Regions from separate parts of the Homo sapiens genome. Here all the other regions are linked to region 2. The links are chromatin loops, found by intact Hi-C in ENCODE. Cell type or tissue: Calu3. All regions are shown on one strand.

What was found. A loop is a pair of places that touch in the nucleus more often than their neighbours do. Peaks named below come from ENCODE experiments on the same cell type or tissue, not always from the same donor. Only the 100,000 strongest peaks of a DNase experiment are listed, where the experiment ranks them.
Region 1: a loop joins it to region 2, with 9 times the contacts of the local background. A loop is called at or near these places in 2 of 110 quality-filtered maps.
Region 3: it touches region 2 in a loop (3-fold over the local background); 2 of 110 quality-filtered maps call a loop at or near these places.

The regions. Positions count from the first base shown.
Region 1 is chr12:87,435,768-87,443,767 of GRCh38, forward strand. LOC105369880 (a long non-coding RNA gene) reads left to right here. Exons shown (of 3, transcript XR_945160.2): 3 at 4,542-4,834. Among named protein-coding and RNA genes, the nearest start is that of LINC02258, 330 kb to the right of the region's middle. In Calu3, no CTCF peak of the experiment used is centred here; a DNase peak (open chromatin) is centred at 4,614.
Region 2 is chr12:87,844,515-87,852,514 of GRCh38, forward strand. No RefSeq gene overlaps it. Among named protein-coding and RNA genes, the nearest start is that of LINC02258, 80 kb to the left of the region's middle. In Calu3, a CTCF peak has its summit at 3,923 (motif pointing left); a DNase peak (open chromatin) is centred at 3,947.
Region 3 is chr12:87,684,041-87,692,040 of GRCh38, forward strand. No RefSeq gene overlaps it. Among named protein-coding and RNA genes, the nearest start is that of LINC02258, 81 kb to the right of the region's middle. In Calu3, no CTCF peak of the experiment used is centred here; a DNase peak (open chromatin) is centred at 3,561.

The DNA.
Region 1 (8,000 bases), 410 kb before region 2:
TGGGGAAGTACTAGAGGAATCTTTGTAGTATGTACTTGCTGTTGTATTATAGGATCGTTCCTCCTGTAAACTTAGATATCTCCTTTTTCAGTGGTATACAGACTTTAAAATTGACTCAGGCATGAAAACTGAGCAAGAGATTGAGACTTCATATCTGGGTTATTGTCCTCAACCTATTGCTCCTTCACTTTTGACTTCTGATTGTAGATATTAAATAGAAAACTGGGTAATTGCCCTGCTATTTGTCCCTAGGGATGCCACGTTCCATTAACTATCTACACAACCACCTGTGGGTCAAGACTTCTTGAGTATCCCTTGACATTGACAGTCATTATAAAAATTATCACCCCTCTGCCTTTGGATAGTTAAATACTACCACTACCAATAACAGCAATTTCTTTTGGGACCCATCATCCCCATTGTGCCATTTAATAAGCCAATTTTGGGTTCTAAGGCTGCCTGTCCTACTGGCAGCCTTGACTTACCTATGAAGCAACAGTGAACTTCATGATATAATTGCCAGTACCTTTTTCACCAGCATGTTTTTGGTGATCTTGGTGAAAGTTGTGTCCTCTGGGTCTTCTTCTGGAGCATAATGCTGTGGTGACTCATATAATATAATTATTTCAGCTAGCCCATATTTCTAAACCATATTATGATTTCTTCTACTATCTGACATTTCAACCCAAACATCTTTTACTTTTGCTCAGCATTAGCCTCCACTTACTCCATTCTTCTAACATCTATTCTAGTCATAAATTCTCTGTATCCCATGGAATATCTGCCAAGGTGTTAAAGCCTATGTCCCAGATATGTTCCTCTAAGTTGATTTATTCTTGTTTATCCACTCTTATATTCTAGTTTACCTAAAAATTTGATGATATATTTAGCTTGTCTTTACTGATGCCTATTTTCTCCTTTGGTAGTCATATTGAATAGAGTCTAAGTTTCTCAGTATATCTATCTTTGTCTTTCTTCTCTATCTCTCTCTCTCTCTCTCTCTCTCATACCCTTTTCTCTAACAATATCTAAGAAAACAAAATTGATAGGTTTCTCAGCTTAAGGCTATTCTCTGCCTCTTTAGATTTACTATGTAGGAGTCAAACCCATTTCCAATCACTGTGGGCACATAAATTCTCTAATAGCTATTTTCAAGTTTGCTTTTCTTAGTTTGAGATAAAGAAGTAGGAAACTTACTCCTTTCTTTTGAATGGGGGCAGACATCATTAATCACATCAATGTGACAATTATCTCTAAATAAATCATTTACTTCAGATCCTCTGTAATCTTCAACTTTAGACCCTTTCATAATACCCATGTGTTTGAGGACTTTAAGAGTCATCTAAGCCCTTCTCTCATACTTAATTTTTCAATGTTAACTTTAGGTTAGTACCTCACTTCAGGTTATCCATATGCATTTATCTTGATGTTTCAAGGTACTTCAAATTTAACATCAGTTACAATTGCATGGAGTAATTTTAGCACTTTCAGTTAAGTGACAGATTGCAATGAGTATGAGGTAAAAAATGGAGAAAGCAAGAGTAGCCTACTTTGTCAAGAGTGCTTACTGTTGCTAGAAGGGGATAGGTAAACCAGTATATGAAGAAGTAATGGAGTTTCTCAAGGGAGATTGTTTTGTTTTGCTTTATTTTTTAAATGTAGGCAATTAAAGTATGTTACATTATTTTGAGAAGGAGCAAGTCAAAAGAAAAAGATTGTTGATAAAAGAGAGAAGATAATGTATAGTCCATAATCCATATATATATACACATATATATATATACATATATGTGTGTATATATATATAGAATCATTAGGATTCAGAGTACTGACAATGTAAAGGAAAAGCTAAGGAGAAAAACAGACAGGTCATATATATATAAGCAAGTTAGTAAGACTGATAATCATTCCTCTTTTATTTCTTCTCCTTTCACTCTAAAGTTGAAGTTGAAAGCATCTCAAATGATTGAGAGATAATTTTAAAAGGAAATTGAAATAAGTTCCCTGGAGTTTGGTAATTTATCAGTCATCAACTGTCTGATGTTTTCTTCTCCTCAGAAAAAAAAATAAAATAAACCTAAGAAGCTGCCTGAAGCTATCAGTGGTTATATGGTGTGGAGTCAGGATGGAAAACATTGTACAAGCTGCACTTCCATTTGACATTATAATAATATGTGAGCTACTTAAGAGGTAGAAAGCAGAAAAGTATGTAGCTAAGAGATATGGGAGAATTAAATCTAAAAAAGCTGCACTTCTGAAAAAGGGGAATGGGTAAATCCTATGAGCGATGGTAGATGGGAGATGGGGTGCAGTCATTAAAGATAGCCAAAGTATTGGTGTTTTATTGAGTTTAGCATGGGAGAGTGTCTCTGCAAAACTCACTAATATGCTGTATGAAATAATTTGGATGCTTGTCACAATGCAATGGAGAGCATAAGGGCCAACAAGAGTCAGCCAAAAAGTAGTTAAAATCAGCATAACAACATAAAAATATCTAATACATTTCCCTCTCCTCAAACTTGGAGTACAGATAAGATTCAGATTGGGGAAGAAAATGAAGCCAGAAGAGAGAAAAAACAATAGCTAATAGCCTTTCCTATTGTTTAGCCTCTGATTTTAATAAAGGGAAACAGGAGAAGACTTGAATGGAGTATACTCCATGTAATTATTTATATTTACATTTACATTTTGTAACTTAAAGCTTTTTAACACTAAAAATTGAAAACTAGTCGTCTATATTTCCTTTACTGCATTCATTCCTGCATGTAATCAATAGATATTTAAGCTCTACTATGTGGCAGATACTGGGATATGCACTAATGGCATAAAGATAAATAAGAAACATGTTGGTTCTTGAGAAAACTATAGAGGGATATATTTAGCAAACTCAGTTGTTGGTCAGTTATACCTAAGAAAAACGTACTAAGAACAACTTTCTAAAAGAAATAAAGCATGAGTAACATCTTAAAAGATAAGTAGAATTTCAGCAACTAAACTTAAATGATTTATTCAAAGAAAAATGCAGAAAAATTTCAAGCAAAGTGTTCAATGTGAATAAATAATAATAGACATATATAACCTCTATAACCTGGCTCTAGTTTGTTTAGAGAAAGCTTGTCCAACCCATGGCCTGTGGGCTGCATGTAGCCCAGGATGGCTTTGAATATAGCCCAACACAAATTTGTAAACTTTCTTAAAACATTATGCACCACTGCCTTTATTTTTATTTTTTATTTTTTTCAGCTCATCAGCTATTGTTAGTGTTAGTGTATTTTATGTGTGGCCCAAGACAATTTTTTCTTCAGGGAAGCCAGAAGATTGAACACCCTTGTTTAGAGCAAGAGTCAGCAAACTTTTCTGTGAAAAGCCAGAAAGTATTTTAGGCTTTGCAAGTAAAATGGTCTTTGGTGCAACTACCCAACTCTGCCAATGTAGGCAAAAAGCAGCCATAGAAAAAACATAAGTAAATAGATATGGCTGCATTTCAATAAAATTTCACGTATAAGAACAGTTGGTAGCATGGGTTTGGTCCTCAGACTATAGACTACTGATCCCTCTTCTAGAGCATAGAAGCATCGTTTTAATTTTAGAGTTTGAGGTGCACTTTTGAAATCACTTTTACAAAAATCATGACTGTGATAGAGATTTAACATCGCTAACTCCATCTTGCTTCTAACCTCACCAGTTAACTGCTTTTGTTAACTTTAAAAGACTAATGATAGTAATACCTTCCTGAAACTAACTTCCTTTTTGCTTGTGGACTAAAACCACCTCTGTAAGACTAATGAAAGTGTTATTGGAAAGGGGTCCTGATCCAGACCCCAAGAGAGCATTCTTGAATCTCATTCAAGAAGGAATTCTGGGTGGATCCACAGTGCAAAGCAAAAGCAAGTTTATTAAGAAAGTAGAAGGGTGAAAGATTAGCTACTCCATAGATAGAGCAGGGCTTTCTCAAAAGAGGAGGAACGTGCCCACCCTAGGTACAATGCTTGTTTATATATAGGATAACAAAAAAATATCATAGGGAGATGTGCTCTACTACAAGGGTTTGTGATAAAGGATTAACTTTATAATTACTATGTTTTGCAAAAATTGATATTATCTTTAAAGCAAAATTAGGAATGTTTTTGTTCTCAAGATATTGGGGTATCAGGACTTTCCTGGGACTGGGTCTGTTTAGTAAACATTATTGCTCAGTTCCCTTAACCATAAACATCTAGAGGCTGGGAATGCCTAGTCTCCTGGGAACCCAGCCCAGCAAATCCCAGCCTTATATTTTCTAGCCCTCATTCAAGATGGAGTATCTCTAGTTGGAATGCCTCTGACAAAAGGCCAAAGGTTAAGATTATGGGAGAAGCCTCAATTCTACTAAGATGTAGGCATAGTTAAACAATAACCAGCTATTGTTCCCTAGCTTGCTTTTCTATTATTGCCCAAGACTCATGTAGCCGTGGGTACAAGATTAATCGTTTCCTTAATTGCTTCTATAGATAACATCACTATTTTCAAAACCTAAGACTGATCTTTGAGATATTTTTCAGGCTTTTTCATTTGGGTAAATGAACTGACTCCAGCCAGACTTGTGACTCATACCAAGGAACTCACTCAACTGGTCCTGTGACCTCACCCAGAAACTGACTCAGCACATGAAGACAGTTTGGATATTCCTATAATTTCATCTCCAACCAATCAGCAGCACCTGTCATCTAGCCCCCTGCCCTCCAAATTATCCTTAAAAACCCTAGCCTCCAAGCTCTCAGAGAGGCAGAATTGAAAAAAATCTCCCATCCTTCCACTCCCCTTGAAATAATTAAACTCCTTCTCTTATATGAAACACTGTCTCAATGAATTGGCTTTATTTGTGCAGGGAGCAATAAAAACTCCTTGGGCTGTAACATTTTGGTGACAAACTGGATATGCTGATAGGCATTATGAAGATTGGAAGGTGAATGCTCTGTGGAATATTTCTCTCTAATCAGATATTTGCATCCTAAAACAACTAATTACACCTCCAAACCTATTTCCCATATCAATCAATGATATCCCCTTATATTAGTCAGAGAATATCAGAAGTACTTTTTCTTCTACAGTTCATAGCTTATCTTACTTTTATACCTTAGCAGCATCATTAATATAACAGAGGAAACTCAGGAAAGAATATTTGATATGAAAGAATATTAAGGACTATACATAGCTTTTGTGTTCTAAGAAATTTAAATACATAATATAAAAATTCCTTGATCTAGAAGGCCTTGGTGCTGCCTTAGGAAGTTTGCCACAGGAAAACTCAAGAAATGTTAGGAATGGTTGTCCTACCCACCCCCATGTGTTCAGGCCACTGTGTACTGTGAAATGGACAGAGAGGGTGGTTGGGAGGAAAAATGTAGACATTGCTGTAAAAGAAGGGACCCTATTCAGAGAAGGTTTGCAAGGTAGCTCTTCAACATATTGAAAAATAATCCCTAAACTAGGATAAAGGAAAACATAAAATGCTTTTCTTTTCCACAGGGTAAGAGTACTATAAAATGTAGAAATCTTGACCTTGTAGGAATGGAAAGGGGGTATGTCTTTTATCATAAAGGGTGACAGTCAACACTTCTCTAACAAAAGATCAGTTAACAAGAGAAAAGAATAGCAGATTTATTTGATAATAGCTTTCTAAGATATGAAAGTCTTCAGAATAGTGACCCAAAAGATACAGGGAAAACTGTTCAGTTTTTACACTTTGGGTTTTATGAAGCAGGGGCAACTGTGCAGATATGTGATTGAACAAAAGAGTCTGAGCTAAGCAGATTGAGTGGGAAAACTCAACAAGATCTGTGTGCTCAGTAATATTCCTCTTTGATTCTCCCATAAAGGAAAAAAAAAACCAGAATTCCCCCACACTTATTTTGCAAAAGAGAAGATTACTCCTGGACACTGAGCCATTGCAACACCCTCTTCCAAGTGAAGAGCTGTTGCTAACGTTATGCATCAGCCAGATTTCCACAGAAAGGTAAAACGATCTTGGCCATCTGCAAAGGACTGTCCCAAGAGATCAATTATAGGCAAATTCCTTGTTGGTCTCCCATAAACGAGGACATTTCAATGGTAATTTTAGGTCTAGAATCTAAGTCTAGCTCCTAAAACTAAAACCTGTTCAATTCCACACTGAAAATGTCCATTACAAGCTTACCTTCCCAGATGCAGAACAAAGTCAAGACTCATTCCTTCACCTCCCCAGAGATGTTTACGTAATCGACTCTTCCTTTACTACCTTTTTCTCTTAAGACACTTACTTTATCTCATGTAAAATGTGTATTTACTGGGGACTAAATAAAGTCTCCCAGGAATGTAACTATTTGTTTTACCACCTACCTGCTCCTCTACCTGTATGCCTTCCCCCACTTTAAGAAAATGAGCAAACACTAAACCTCCTGAAAAATATCTTTAGAAAAACAGTCACACATGTGTCTGTGGCATGTGTTTTCTGGGACATACCCTAAAGATGGCTTAATAAAAACCTTGATGATTGAAACATATGCCCTAGTCACTCTATTTGGTTGTCACTTTTTATAGCATTTCTTTCGCCTAGGTAGGGGACAGGACTCCTCTGGAATAAAGGCCTTGATTAATTTAAGGGCAGCTGTTACATAGAAAATCTAGGGAAGTTTAGAATAATATTTTTAGGTTTTACAGCTGGCTTTGGGGAAAAGGGGGTCTGGTTTCTATGATCCATCTTGGTGAAGAGGAATTCTAGTTTCTATGGCTTGACCCAGGAAGGAATGAGGGGCAAGAGACAGGAGGGCAAGAGAAGGTCAGAAAGAAACTTTGCTTCTGAGACCTCCAATCTGCAGTATCATTTTCTGAGCCCCAACACCACTCTAACTACCAATAGCTCAGTAGCATTACAAGACCCCACCACTTACCCAAAGGTAGCTTTTGGGTCAGGGTTTCTGCACTGTAATTGCTTCTTTGGTCACCAGAAAGATGTTACAGGACCCCACCACTCACCCAAAGGTAGCCATTGGTCAGGGTTTCTGCACTATAGTCCCTTCTGTGGTCACCGGAAATACATTACAGGGCCCCATCACTTACCCAAAGTTGGTGGTTTCCTCACTATAGTCCCTTCATGGTCGCCAAAAATATGTTACAGGAAAGGGATCCCAATCTAGATCCCAAGAGAGGGTTCTTGGATCTCACACAAGAAAGAATTCAGGGCAAGTCCGCAGTGCAAAGTAAAAGCAAGTTTATTAAGAAGTAAAATGGTGAAAGAACAGCTACTCTACAGAGTAGGACATTCCTGAAAGTAAGAAGTGGAATGCGTCCACCCTAGGTACAATACTCATATATGGGGAGATGTGCTCTGCTACAAGGGTTTGTGATAAAGGATTAATTTTCTTAATTACTATATTTTGCAAGAATCAATACTATTATCTTTAAAGCAAAATTAGGAATGCCTTTGTTCTCCAGATATTGGGATATCTGGACACTCCCAAATCTGGGTCTGTTTAGTAAACATTGTTAATTTGTTCCCTTAACTGTAAACATCTAAAGGTTAGGAACACCTAATTTTCTGAGAATGCAGTCCATCATTCTCAGAAATGCTGAGAATGAGTCTCAGCCTCATTTTCCTAGCCCTCACTCAAAATGGAGTCTCTTTGGTTCGAACACCTCTGACAATAATAGTACCAGTACTTGTGAATCTTAAAAAAAAAATTGTCAGGAGTGGAGAAGAAATTTTAGGAGAGAAAAGAGATGCTGAATTGGCTTAGCAAAACTACAGCCTATAATTTTCTTTTTTTTTTCTTTTTTTTAGAGACAAGGTCTTGCTCTGTCACCCAAGATGGAATACAAAGAAATGGCATGATCGTAGCTCACTGTAGCCTCAAACTCCTAGCCTCAAGCAATTCTCCTGCCCCCGCCTCCAAGTAGCTAGGACTACAGGTATGTGCTACCATGCCAGGCTACTTTGTTTTGTTTTTGTTTTTGTTTTAGAAACAGGGTCTTGCTATGTTACC
Region 2 (8,000 bases):
CCGCCTCCAGAAAATATTCTTTATATAGCAAGCTTTTAGGGCAAAACACGGGCAGCTGGTCATATCTTCAGAGCTTCTTGCCAAGACTGATGATAACTGAGGAGTATAGACAGGTATCTTTATAAGGGGTTATCTATGCCACAATCAATGTTTAATGACCTTACTGCAGCACACCTTGGTATGTGAGGGTCAAACACCAGTCCTTATAGTGGTTTTGCTTCAAGATGCCATCACATTTGCCTTGCAACAGTTTGTTTTCCTACATGAACAATTTTTTTTTAATGGCCTGGTCAGTGATGGTGTCATATCAATAGTCTAGACATGATGGCAGAGAACATGGAAATTATTGTCTTCATTTTAGTTTTATAAGAGTTGAAGATTTTCTTGCAAGTAGGACACAACACAATGACACTCAAATAGATAAAAGTTGGAACTCTTTGTTGCATAAAACTCCAGTGTAGAGCAGCCTGCCAGTCAGGGCCGTACAGGGATTGCTCCCCAGGACAGGGTAGTAGTTAGCTAAGCTGGAGCTGTAAGGGGCATCTAAAGTAATGGCAAGCAGTGTTGAATTAACCCAGTTTCCAGGGCTTCCAGCCCTGTGGATTAGCTAATTGAAATAATTTTAGTTTTCAGCTTCTAGGGCATACGGGCTGTCTCTACAGAGAAGAAGCAGCTTCCTTTCATGCCAGGATTAAAATTCATAGTTGGTTGCTCCATTTATCTGTTCTTCACTTGAGAATTTTGGAGCCACATTAAGGGAGAATCTGAAGGCATTTGATCAAAGTCTGTATCATCATGGATAAACCTTTAACAAATCATACAAATACAGAATTAAAGTTATCCCTTGAAGCTTCAGAGAAATATTTTTAGAACATAATAAAGCAAAATTGTTCAAAGTTAGGACTATAAAGTGTATGGAATTCCTAAATCTGAGTCCTCTATGCATCAACTGCAGACCTACTGTCAACAGATCCCCTGTTAATTCCCAGCGTATTGACTGAAATGGGACACATCCTGATGATGTTATGTGGGAACTCTGAAGAAATGCTCCTCTATTCTGACTGACCTCTCAGAGTGCCATCTATACCCTCATACACACACCTACAAACAAACTTACAAGCCAGATCTCTGCTAACATTTTTACTGGAGATACTATTTATTGCAGTAGATTTGATCACCTATCTTCAAGAGGAGATAAAAGAATAATGGTCATATGTACAACTATGGTGTTTGTTAACTTGTGTATAATATTTCCATAGGAATTTATGAATATATAGAAAGGGTTGAAGTATATCTTAAACATTTGAGGTTGAAATTCATAAGAAAAACCACATAAACATCCTTAATGCCACTATTAGATATTTAACACTGACCTAAATACCCACTGATATTACCTAATTTAGCATATTTTTATGTTCTGATATCGATTTTTTTTAAACAAAACATGTTTGAGAAAATTGCATTGGACAAATTAAACAGCAAGAAAAAAATTCAAGATGATTGCAATAAAGGAGAGATATTTAACTCAATTGAAATAAAAGACGAGACAGTTTTTAAGCACTAGGGTGAGCTACTGGAAAAATACTAGAGGATTTTAGGGAGGAAGCTTCGTCAGTGTGATTAGACCCTCTGTGTTTGCTAATTGGCACTTATTGAAGTTAGGCTCCAATACTCTCACAGAGAGTGGGAGATAGGGGCCCTGTCTTTCTTGATGATTACATTTCAAGGCATGGCTCCTAGGTCCTTGAGAAAGACATTGCTTGGGTTGTAAAACTGGCAAGAAGATTTACATCTAAGAGAGACAAAGAATTTACACTTCCAAGTTTTCTAAAGTAAATGCTCTAAGAAAAGGAAAGTGCAGGAACTTATAGTCAGGAAGAAACCTGTCTAGTCAAGCTGAGGGAAACTTTTAAGCCATCTTGTCACTGAAGGTCACTTGAAAGAGAAATTTTTATCCTTGCAACCACATGATAAATTTTAATTGTTTATTTTCTTAGCTATGTGAACTACTGCCCCTTCACACAATATTCATTCATCAATTTATTCACATACATATCACATATCTATAACCACACACTGGACTGTTTTTTTTTTTTTTTTTTTTTTTTTTTTTGAGACGGAGTCTCACTCTGTAGCCCAGGCTGGAGAGATTGCAAACTTTTATAAGGAATTTAAATACTGAGAAAACAAAGAGAGGAGTAATAAACAAAATTACCCCAGGAGAGTAAGAAAAGTATAGTTGCCAATACACGTTTTCTTGTAAGTTAGGTACATGTTTAATTTTCACAGACTATGATATTTCAAGTGATTTTCAGGTATAACTTACTATTTAAAAAAATGAACTGAATCATTTCACAAAGAGTACATTTTTTTCTAAATCATCTATCTTTTAAATATACATTTAAAAATCAGATGTTTCTGAGGATGAATTCATATTCTGAATTTTTAAAAAAACTTACAGATTTTATAAAACACAGAGCTATATTTTTTCAGATATTTATTTCATTAAAGAAAATGTACTTTGTTTGGCTTTTTATTTCCTGTTTTGTTCCATTCTTGACTTGAATTGCTTTTGTTGTTGAAAACTGACTTTAAATACTATTTTATTTGCTTTAGCTACAAGTCATTTTTTTTTCCTTAAAACAGGAATTGCTTTTGTAATGCACACTTTTTGACCTTTCTTAGTCCATTGTGTTTCTGTAAAGGAATACCTGAGGCTGGATAATTCATAAAGAAAAGAAGGTATCTGGCTCACGACCCTGTTGGCTGAAAGACTGGGCATCTGGCAAAAGCCTCAGGCTACTTCCACTCATCGCAAAGGCAAAAAGGAGCGGGTGTGTGCAGAGACCACAGGACAAGAGGGAAGCAAGACAGAGAGGGGAGGTGCCAGGTTCTTTATAACAACCAGCTCTCATGTGAACAAATACAGTGAGAACTCCTTTAAGGGAAGGCATTAATCTATTCGTGAGGGTTCTGCCCCCACCACCTGAACACCTCCCATTAGGCCCTACCTTCAACATGGGGAGTCAAATTTTAACATGAGATTTTGAGAGAACAAATATCCAAAACATAGCAATTTGTCCATTTTATTTTCCCTCCTAGCTCAGCCAAGCTAAACCACAGATGAATTTGGTTCTAGGTTCTGGTCTTCTTGGTCATTCTAGAAATGGAAAAGTCACTTGGCAGTATGACTTTAAAGGATTCCTGCTGTTGACTAACATATACATATGTAAACAATCCATTATTTATTAATGAAAGTCAGATTCCGAAAAGACCAAACAGAGAAGAGAGGATGAATATCTATCTTTGGAGATGAGATTCTTAAAAGAGATTTTTACGGAAAATGTTTTTAAAACTCATTTATTTTCATTAAATGTACCCACAGTTATTAGCAACGAATACACTGGGATGTAGCAATGGAGATGCAAGAAAAAAAGAAAGGCCATTTTCTGCTTAATTGCAAAACAATAAGAATTTCCCTGTGTCCCTTACATTTTTCAAACACTAAAACTTTTTATATCACTTGGGTCCATTACATTTTTGAAACACTTCAAAACATTTACATAACAATGTGATGGAGTAGCATCACATTGTAATGCTTGGAATGTGTCTAATTCACTTTACAATAACTAAACCAACTAAACATACACTGATATTTTACACCACACATGTATTTATTGAATTTTGCTTCTTGTTATATGAGATATAAAAAAGCCTTATAAATTATTGAATGCCTAACAAAATAACTGAACTTGACGATTTTCTAAAACTACATATAAAAAATTCAAGCTTTCTGAGAGCTAGCCTTTTCATTTGAGTGGTAAGGGGGAACCATTTTAAGACAGAAAACAAGTGAAATTTTTCATATATAAAGGCAAGGTTATTGATTTTTAAAATGGTAGCTGTGATATGATTAGAGTGCCACCTAGTGGTGAAGTGTATTAGACCAGTTGTGTTTCTGCAGTTTCTCACAAGGCAGTTCCCTTATTTTCCATCTGTCTAGGAACGGAGTGAGTTGCATTGCCTGAGTACAAGATAAAGCATTAGGAGATGGTTGTAGTTCTGATGGGAGAGCTTCCAGACAACACAGAAGACAAATATATACAACCTGAAAGCTAACAGTGTCATTTTATAGTTTCTTCAAACCTGGCAGTGTGGAGGTGATTCAGAGAAGCCCCTGAGGCCATCTGGTCATTTTTCCCCACTACCTTCAGGCAGTGATTTTGGCTGTGCAGAATGTCAAAGATTTCACTAATCTACAGAAACAATAGTTTCTTGGCTTCCCTTAGAAACACTTGCCAATACTGAGTCACTCTCACTGCCTGGAAACATGTCCTTATTTCTAATTAAAACTCAGAACGTTATAATCTAAATTATTTTATCTTGTTCTTTCCTCAATGGGATTAGAGAAAGAATTAGACAAAGAGTCTATGGATCATCTAGTTAGAGCTGAAAGAATGCCTAGAGATACAACAGGCCATTTTATAGATGACAAAATAGCAGCTCATTTTTTTAAAGCAAATTGCCTAAATTGGAAGAGAAAATTAATGCCAGGGCCGGGTGAGCATCTAGACCTGACTTAAAATCTAGCAGCCTTTCTACTTCCTAACGGTATGCCACCCTACTTTGGGTATGGTCATCTTGATCATTGCAGTCAAATACACAAGATGTGTGGTTTGCTCTCAGGCTTTCTTCTTAAGATAGTAACACTATTATTCTCTCCTCTGACACTTGTCAGAATTTCCGCCTAGTTATTTTTATTCCTAGTATGTAGTGTCTAGCACAGCATAAGCACACTGCAGTCATCTAATATTTATAGATTAGCCCTTCCCATCTTAGCTACATCTCTAGCCATCTTTCCTTCCTGTTGTGCTTATCTGAGATATGCTCAACAGAAGAAAATAGCCTAAATATGGCCAGGATTTGCAATAAGCATTGTTTCATTTTAAATAAGTTAAGAACAAATCATCCTCATTTTCACAGCCCATCAAGTTGGACTTAAGCAAAGTTTGATATCAGATACAAAATGTGAATACCAACTTCTGTGGATTAAAAATGGCAAGTAATGATTTATTAATGAAAAAATGTAAAATCTTCATATTTTCTTATGGTTTCTGTAAATATAAAGATAAAATCCTTACTGCCAGAAATTACAAATATATTTGGTGGTTCCTCCTACAGGGTATTAGCCATGTTTATACCTATATCCGCCTTTTGCTCATTGACTTGTAATATATATGCCTTTGTTATATGGTTTCTGGGTTTTGCTGTTGCTCCTAGAATCAAATTCCTAACTGTATGTAAAAATATTAATTCATTCAACAAGAGTTTTCTAAAGATATTGGCTGCTTTTAAATGTTACATAAGGTCTTTCAAAGAATCAAGTTACTATTGGTTTTGCTGCTTTTGTTGCCACTTAGAATCGCTGACCTGTAAGACACTTATATCTAGAACCAATTTTTCATTTTGTTGCCAACTCAAACATATATGAAATGGCAGGTAAACACCCTGGCATGAAAGAAGAAGAACACTAAAAAAAAAATCACTGTACTTTCAAGGGACGTGTGAAAGAAAGCTTGTGAAATTGAGTTATATGCAACAAAAACCTGAGTAGGATTACATAAGACCCCTCAAAAATCTCAGCCAAAGAAATTCTCATCTATATCTTACAGCATATTCTATCATGATTGTCTTCATTTCTCTTTGACTGAAAAAAATACATGCAGAGGGATGAGGGGTAGGGAGATGTTGATCAAAAAATACATAATTTTGGTTAAATAGGAGGAATAAGTTCAGGAGATCTATCTTACAACATGGTGATAATAGTTAATAATATATTGTATTATTTTAAAATGCTAAAAGGGTGAATGTAAAGTGTTCTCATCACAAAAATGATGACTATCTGAGGTAATGTATAATTAGCTAGATTTAGTCATTATTGCATATATACTTTGAAACATCATGATGTAAATTTTAAATTCACACAATTTTGTATGTCAATTTAAAAGTAAAAGATAAATACATAAAAAGAGGGGCCTAAAATAAATAGCTTGGGAATGAAGTTTCCTGTAAGAATCCCCTACCCCAAAAAATACGTTTAAAGCCCAATTCACAAAATATTCCTTAATATCTGTAAATCACTTTTAAAGTCTAAAGTTAAGTATAATGTTGAAAAAAGATGTGTAGTTTCTTGTTCAAACAAAACGATTACAAAAACAAATAACCTGGAAATGAGAGTAACTTTTCTTTAACAATCAAATAATTCTTTATTGAATTGAAGATTAATTTCAACTGCAAGGAAAATATCAATAAGTAAGAGCACATACTTCTACCAGTACATCTAGAAAACTGTAATTTAATTATATCAATCTGTTTCCCCCACTACTCTAAGCCCCTGAGGGACTATGTCTTATTATTCTTCATATCTCCATCATTGAACATACTATCTGTCACAAAAATTCAATAAATGTTTGTCCAAATAAACTATACCAAAGTGCTTATTGAATTGGTGATTAGAGTCAGAAAAGCCTTGATGTTTTTTCTCCTCTTAGAAATACAATAATCCACAGAAGTTGGTATTCACATTTTGTATCTGATATCAAACTTTACATAGGCCTGGGATGTAGATGAAAAAATAGTCAAGATTTTGTTTCATTTTGTACATGTTGAATTGAAACTTACATTAATAAAAATGGAAGAAGAAGATTCTTTTTATTCCCCTAATATGTCCCAGAAGTTCCTACCTCTGAGACTTTGGTGACATTTATTTTCTTAGTCCAGTAAATATCTCTCCCTGTCTTACCATCTAGTGTTGTCTACAACTATTATCCAACACTCAAGGCCCAACTCCAATCGTACCTCACCCATGAAGTATAGCATCATGTCTGCAAACCTTGGAATCAAATGGAACTGAGTGTAATTATCCAAGTTTTCATTTTACATCTGTAAAATGTACGTCATTGTGAAGAATACATTTTAAGCCTCTAACACTGTAGCTGAAAATACATATTTCTGGCACTTTATGTTTTGGGGTATACGATACCATAACTGACACCTATATGCATTGAACAAACTCATATAAATCTCTGGACATTTGCCCCAGAATTTACCCTGCTAACTTTATTTACCTGGCTGTTAATGTTTTTGTCATTGTACGCTTGTTTTGATACGTGCCTTCTTATTGAGTTTTGGCTTGGCTTATTGAACTTTATTCCTATAGTCTCCTCAATCCTGTTAATTTGTGGTCATTCTTGGCCTTAGGTGAAAAACTCCTCCTTCATTTCCAACACCTTGTACTATTCCCTTCAGCTCCCCTACTATTAGGAAAGGAGAACTTGGGGAGTAAGCACTGATCTTTGAGCAGTCACTCTCAAAGTGAATCTAAAACCTTGCCCAAATTAGATAGAGACCAAACCTCTCCTACTTATAGAGAGTTTTGATTTCAAGGTAGAAGGCATATACAAGCCAGGAGAAATTCCAGAAAGCTAAGACTTCTAGCAAGACGATTGGCCCCAGCACTGTAGAGCGGTAAAAAAGATGAAAAGTAAAGAGAAGTACTACTCCAGATAATCAGAAAAAGATCAACAGAGGACAATATATTTGAGTAAAGACCAAAAGAAGTCAGGATGCAAATCATGTGATTACCTGAAAGATAAGCAGTTCATGACAGAGGAAAATATATAATTTCTGGACATTGAATCTTTTTTTATGTTCAAAGGGTAACAAGTAGACTAGTGGGATAGAGAAGAGGGAGGCAGGAGAAAGCGTTTAGGAAAAAGGTCAGAAGAGCCAGCTAATATAAGGCCTTGTAGGTGATGGTAAAAACTTGAGATTTTAGACTAAGCATGATGGGAAACTATTAAAAGGTTGAAAACACGAAAGTGACATGAACCAATTTACCATTTGAAAATAACTCTCACTTAAATATGTGTGTAGGATTCAAAATCTCACAAATAAGGAAATCATAAATACAGAGGACAATCTGAAATCTATAAAAACCA
Region 3 (8,000 bases), 160 kb before region 2:
ATTAATAGTTGAGAGTAGAAAACACGTTTCCTCATTTCCCTTTCAGTGCTCTTTCTACTTCACCAGTTAACTACTCTAAATATTGACAAAATATATGACTATCTCTGACAGGTTATAATTATTTATTAATTATGCATTAAATAAAACAAAAAGGAATTTTGGTATACTGTCAGAGAACAAGCTCTTTAATGTAATTTTATTTTGAAAAGATTTTTTAGAGGAAATGAAGTGAAGAACATTCTCTAATTTAACCAAAAGACCAGTATAATCAAACTCCTACATCTTCTTTGGATTTCTGGGATCCTATCTATGTAGAATCGAAATTGTCCTGCCAATCACAGCTCAGAACTGGGTTACAAGCTGCTGAAATCAATTCATGCCTCACCCACTTTGCTTCCTATCTTAGAAAGGATGCCTTAATCACCGTAATGGTAGGAAACTTTTTTCTGATACCTCTTTCTTTGTACTATGAAACTCTCAATCTTCCTGTGCCACAAATGTCACTTAAAATTAACTATTTTCTCTCAGTCGTAATGGTCTCCTTTCTCCTCTTCTCCTTCTCAAGTCATCTATTCCATTTTGTTCAGCTTCTCCTTTAATATGAGATTACGTTCCTATTTGGGGAAAGGAGTGGGGAAAGACTGTCAAATTGTCCTGATTTTGCGAAAAAAAAAATGGCGATATAAAGACAGCTGTTGCTTTTTGATGTTTCTATTTCTGGAAAAAAAAAATAAAAGTTTGTAAGGCTAATGGTACATGCCCTTAAATTATTTGTCTCACTGATTCAGGAAAGTCACAGTTCTAGGACGCAGACTGTAGGGCTTGAGATTGACAGAGGTTCCAGGTTGGTAAAGCAGATATATTTACAAACTGTCATAACCATTAGCATACTTTATCACTTGTTGATTTTAGTCCCACCAATTAATTAAGCTGCATATATAAAACCAGAGGATGTCTGATTTAGTCAATTCAAATAAAGGCTAAATTAAAAAAAAAAAAAACCTTAGTCAAATCAATTGTTGACACTATTGACTAATAATAATATTTCTAAAATATTTCACAGTTTCTTAAAAGTTAGAATAAATGTTACCTCCTGGGTAAAGCCAGGCAGTATTTCTAGTCTTATTTAACATTTGAAGAAACTGGGATTAACCGGGTTTAAGTGATTTAATAAGAAAGAATATAATCATTGGAGGATACAATATAGATTTAATGACTTAATAAGGGGTTAAAATAATTATCAAAATTGGAATATAGGCATAAATATCTTAACTTTGATTCTAGTGTTGTTCCTACTGCTTCCGGCTGCCTCATGTCAAGAAGTTCTCATGGCATGTTTCACTGGCTCAAAATCATATTAGATTAGGAAAGAAATACCTAAGACATGTATGATTATACAGTAAAACTAGATTGCCTGAATGTCGGAAAAAATGTGGGCATTTTATTCCTTATAGTATGCCCATATTACTTAAAGTATGTATCTCTCTTTGTGAGAGATGATCAAACTCAGCTCAATGATTAAATGCATTTCAAATGCTAAGTTGCAGTATATAGCAAGCTGAAAATCACCTTCCAATTTGTCTACCACTCTAAATCTAGGGACCTTAGGGTAAATCGTGCTGTAATCCAGAACATTTTTTCAATTAGCTTCTTTTTCACTCTAGGAAAATATTCTTTGATACCAGAGCTGTATCTCTACCAATTCTCTTTACCAATTACTATGCCCTTACCCTAAGAGGCCCTTTTGAGCTGTAAGCATTCTTGGGAGAAAGATATGCCCATGAGCTTTACATTCTGCATATTATTAAATTAGGTATTATATTACTTTGCCTATAAAAGCACTCTTTCCAAAATTGTCAAGTCATTCTTTTTATCTGAAATGGTACAAGAAATACACCATTTTTAGATTTAGTTTTAAAAGGATATAGCTTTTAAAGAGATGTAAACCTTTACAACTCAATCTTTGAAGTCCCATTTTGCTTTCTACCTTTACTGACATTTCTTGATTTCTTTAAATATTGTGATGAGACATACTTGTACTTAAAAACAATGAAGCAATGCTTTCAAAGGAAAAACTACTCCACACACCATTGTATAGCTACATAGATTTTATTTCTTCTTCTAAAAAAAAAAACCTATCACACCAGAGGGATTGCAACAATAAGTCAATAATTCCTTAACATTTATGGAGGAAGTTAGTTACAAAATGCTGCTGCATGGTGTGTCTGTGAGTCGTATTTGAAGAGACATTATTGGGCACTATTTTACTCTATTTGGAATATTTTCTTCCTAAATATGATTTCCACAGATCTGGAAAGAAATTCACAATATATAAGTTGATATCTTTCTAGTTTACCAGATGAGGGGGAAAACTGAGACTTGAAACAACTCAAATGAAAAGGCATTTTTGAAGCTTGCTATATGCTTATACTCATCCCATCATCATTTATTCATTTAACAAATATTTATTGGAAACTAATTATGTGTCAGGCAATAAGACAGGCCTTCAGGGTACATCAATGAAGAAAGAAAGTTTATTTTTTCAGAACTGACAAGTATAACAGGAAATACAGACAAGTTTACAGTTATAATGAGAAAGACATTATAACAAGAGTAGATTCAGAAAACAGTATAACCGGATAAAGAGGTATAGAAACCAGATTAAAGGAGTTAAAGAAGGCTATAAATAAGGAGAATGACTCAGGAGTATGATTTAAGCATGCAAGAGAGAAAGGGCCAACCATTGTAAGAATGTGGAGGTTGAAGTATGATAATTTTTAGAAAGTCACAGGTTTGGTATAAAAGCACTGGAATGATCTTTGGGCACAGGTAGTTACTACATGGTTTTAACTAAAAAGGTGAAGGAGTTTGAGAGTATTCTCAATAGTAGCTGGTGACATAAATTAGTACTAAGTGGAAGTGAGAGAGAGAAGATAAGAAATCAAAGAAATTAACCTTGTAAGGGGGGAAAATAAAAGATAGAAGAAAATTGATTTTAAAAAGTGGGACATTTTAACTTAAATTTTAAATTAAAGTTTCAGAGTTAGAGCAGAAGGAAATAACTTTTTTTAAAATTTAAGACCATTTTAAAAGAAAAGTAATCAGAACTTTGAAAAGAGACATAGTGGGTTATCCTTCAAAAACCAAAGAAAATGCCTCATTTACAAAAAATATTTCAGGAAACAGAGTAAAATGCTAGAAGACTTCTAGTTAGTATTTTCAATAGTTGTATCTAAAAATATAGAGAAGATTATCATCAAGGGAAAACCAGCTGAAATCTCAAAAAGATTTTTCAGAATTTAAAAACTTAACTGACAAATTATAAGCCACAGTGAAAATAGTAGAGTAAATATTGTAAAAATCGTACCAGTAACATTAAGAGAGAAAAATCAAGAAGTACTCCTAGGCCGGAAGTCAAGGCACATTCCTATAATTCCAGCACTTGCAAGGTCGAGGCGGGAAGATTGCCTGAGCCCAGGAGTTTGAGACTAGCCTGGCAAACATACAGAGGCCGTTTTTTATACAAAACATTTAAAAATTAGCCAGGCATAGTGGTGCACAGTTTTAGTCCCAGCTGCTTGGAAGGCTGTGGTGACCCGTGATTGCACCACTGCATTCCAGCCTGGGTGACAGGGCAAGACCCTGTCTTTAAAAAAGAAAAAGAAAAGTACTCCTAGAATTCAAAGTGAATTAACTTAAAAAAAAAACTTCTTAAATTGAAGAACTTCATATTAAAGTTAAATGGGAGAAGAGAGTTACAATGTGTAAAATCATTATGCAGCATATGCCTTCTTCAAATGAACAACAAAAAGAGAGCACAAGGTATGAAATGGCAATTTACAGATGGCTAACAAAAAGCTAACAAGTATATGTATAGATAATCAACTTTTGCACAGAAATGCAAAATGAAACATAAATTATACTGTTCTTTACATTCATCAGAGGGGTGAATGTTTGAAAAGTAGATAATGTCAAGAGTTAGTAAGGATGCTTGGGGACTGGGAGCTTCATGAATTACTGATAGAATTGTCAACTAGCGGACGGGCACATTGGCTCACAGTGTAATCCCAGCACTTTGGGAGGCTGAGGTGGGCGGATCACGAGGTCGGGAGATGGAGACCATCCTGGCTAACATGGTGAAACCCCGTCTCTACTAAAAAAAAAAATACAAAAAATTAGCCAGGCGTGGTAGCGGGCGCCTGTAGTCCCAGCTACTCGGGAGGCTGGGCAGGAGAATGGTATGAACCCGGTGGAGCTTGCAGTGAGCCGAGATCACACCACTGCACTCCAGCCTGGGCGACAGAGCGAGACTCCGTCTCAAAAAAAAAAAAAAAAAAAGTCAACTAGTATGGCCATGTTGACATGAATTTTGCCAATAATTTAGTGACACATTAACCTAGTATCCCATGCAAACCCAGTGAATTTTGGCAATAATTTAGTGAAATATTAATCAAGTATCCCGCATAAACCAGCTATCCCATTCCTATGTATAAACAGTAGGGCAATTCTTCCACTAGCCTATAGGAAACACATAGGAATATGTCTTAGTGAAGTATTTATAATAGTGGGTAATTTGTGTTTATCATTAGAGGAATATTTATATGATATATGTACACCATGTATTACTATGTCCCAGATGAAACAAATTAATAATATAAACTTTAGAAAGAGAAAAATCTTAAAGCAGAGCATGTTAAGAGAAAAATTAAGAAATAAAATAGTAGATATGACACAATACACTTATGTAAACTAAAAACACATATGAACAAAAATAATAAATATTTTATAAGGATATGTATAGACACATATCCAATAAAATAGATCAAATACTTTAGAGTGAATATCAGTGTTAAAGAAGGGAAATAGCTTACTAAAAGAGAGTAATCTTGTATACATCTATAATGACAGTTCCCCATAAAGAATATGTCTAACTCAAGTGTCTCTTAGTTCCAAAAGGAAAAGCATGAGAAAATAATTAGAGAAATTATAAAATAAATTATGAAAAATAAGAAATACCTATCCAGAGGAGGCAATGAACATACTCATGCATATTATACCTTGACTGTAAATCAAAACATATATTTTATTCTTTATCTATATTACAGAACAAAATAGACAAAGCAAAAATAATTCTCAAAGGAAGAAAATGAAGCAAAATATTTTCTAAGCTGAAAAAAATCCAAAATCTGGCAATCAAAAGAGCTATATGAAAATACAGTGTATTAGATAGGATTGATTGAGTTATATTGCAAACAACCTCCAAGTTAACTATCTTAACCCAACTGAAGTATTTTTCTTGCTTCTAAAAAGTCTGCTAAGGGTCTAGTAACATTTGAGGGCAGCTGTTCTCCACACAGTGGCTGAGTGTTCCAAGCTGTTTCTACATTGTGGCACTCAATTTCAACATGAGCATCCACAATTCATGTGGTAGAGAAATAAAACTCAGAGAATCAAAGACCAACTCTAAAATGCACACGTCCCTTCTGCTCTCAGCCCGTTAATTAGAACTCATGACATGGCCAGTTATCAAGAATACTAAAAAATAAAAGGTTGCATAAGCCCAGGAACAGAGAAGAAACAGATATATGGGTAAGCACAAGTAATACTTCTTCATACAGTATATAAATCTCTTAATTGAGGCAAATTGATAATTTAAAAAATTAGTGAATAAATATTTATAATGATTCATCCAAAATGAAGTTTATGTGTAAGAAAGGAAATCCTTCAACTAGAGGTTTGAATGTTTTCAGTATACTCCAGGTGCATGCATTTATTAACGATGTAATTATTAATAAATAAATAAATTTCTTAGAGTCACAATCTAATTATCCTGAATATAATAGTTGATAATAGTACAAATGTTCTCAGTGCTTACCCTGTGTAAGTCATTCCTCTAAATGTTTTGCATGTATAGCTCATGTAATCTTCACAACCACCTCTGAGGTTGGATTAAGTATCCTCATTTTGTAGTTGAGCATACTCAGAAAGGTTAAATAATTTTTTTGAAGTCACAGAGATACAATAATAGAGTAGCAGAAATCAGAGCCTAGGCAGGTTGACAACATCCCAGCATGAAGCTTTTGTCATCTTATGTCATTCCTATCTTCTCAATGTCACATGATTGTATTAGTCTGTTTTCATGCTGCTGATAACGACATACCTGGGACTGGGAAGAAAAAGGTTTAATTGGACTTACAGTTCCACATGGCTGGGGAGGATTCAGAATCATGGTGGGAGGCAAAAGGTACTTCTCACATGGCAGCAGCAAGAGAAAATGAGAGGACGAAAGAGGAAACCCGTGATAAACCCATCAGATCTCGTGAGACTTATTCAGTATCACGAGAATAGCATGGGAAAGACCATCCCCCATGATTCAATTACCTCCCCCTAGGTCCCTCCCACAACTCGAGGGAATTCTGGGGGATACAATTCAAGTTGAGATTTGAATGGGGACACAGCCAAACCATGTCAGTGATCAACTGGAATAACAAATGAGATTATAAAAGTACTTTACAAATTACAATGCTCCGCACAAAAAATAGATGATTCACAAAAATCTGCAGATACTTTTCTCACATTGTTTGGCTACCATACCTTTGAGTCATCTTATGTCATTCCTATCCACTCAATGTCAGGTGATCAATTGGAATAGCAAATAAAATTATAAAAGTACTTTACGAGTTACAAAACTCTGCACAAAAATAGATGGTTTACAAAAATCTGCAGATACTTTTCTTTTTTATTTTATTTTATTATTATTATACTTTAAGTTTTAGGGTCTGAAGATACTTTTCTTACATTCTTTGGCTACCATACCTTTCAGACATAAAATATTCAGTTAAAAATAAAAACAGTAAGATTTGTTATTTCTTGCCACCCCTCACATCTTAGGATTTTTTCCATCATAGGTATAGATTACTCTTGCCATTATCTTTTTAGAAATAGAGAATTATAAAAGTATACTAATTATTTGAGCTCCACTATAAACAATGCTATCCAGAAAAAGATAAACTTTTCCAAACATCACTTAATCTGTTCAAATCTGTATGGAAATACTTTTTTATTAAAATCTACCATATTAAGCTTGCAAATTTATCCTGTGAAAATATGAGCATTTTACCCATAATTATACTATTTTCATTGTGTCAGACAACTATATTTTGTTTCATAATTTGATTTATTTATGCCAAATAATTGATTTGATTAAGTATTTTCACTTTCAAGCAAATGTTTTGTTTCCTCTTCTTCATATTTCTTTCTATGTCAACCTAGTGAAAGCTACCTCCTTAGATGGGAAGATACCACTCGTAATTTGATAATTACAATTGGTTTGTATCTAACCTGTTAACTGAGAAGTTTTACTGGGCCTCTGCTACTCATGGCCCTTAGAGTCCAGAAGCAGGAGTTAACTCTAATCCTGTAAGCCTTCCTGATCTCTGAACTTTATCCACTCCTTACAAACTATGTTTGAAAACCAAACAATTCATACCAGAACTCATATCTTCTTGTAATATCTTGCTAAAGGCAGCCAATATTAGCCAACAATGGCTCTCATATTCTAGTTCTTCATAACAATTCTCTTCCATCTTTAGGTTCACTGAGCACATGGCTGCCTTCAAAGTTACCACAGGCAACAGCTGCCTTACAGCATCACAGAGCTTTTGTGCCTCCTACTTTATTTTATTTCTTCTTCTTTGTTGACTATCATTCAACTACAAAGTCATAACCACACAGTTTAGATATGTTATGGCAGAACCCCATTATTAATTTTTTTATTAGTTAGAATAATGTTAATAAACATATCTGAAATATGAGTGGCTTGATATAACTACATTTCTTGTGTGTGTAAAAATCCAATTTGTAGGCATTCCAAATTAGAAGGAGGGACTTTTGATATGTACTCAGGATAACAGACAATGTCATATTTAATACATGAGCTAAGGTTACCCTGCACATTGACTTCTGTCCAAGAGAGGAAAAGAGTGTTTGGAGAAGATAAT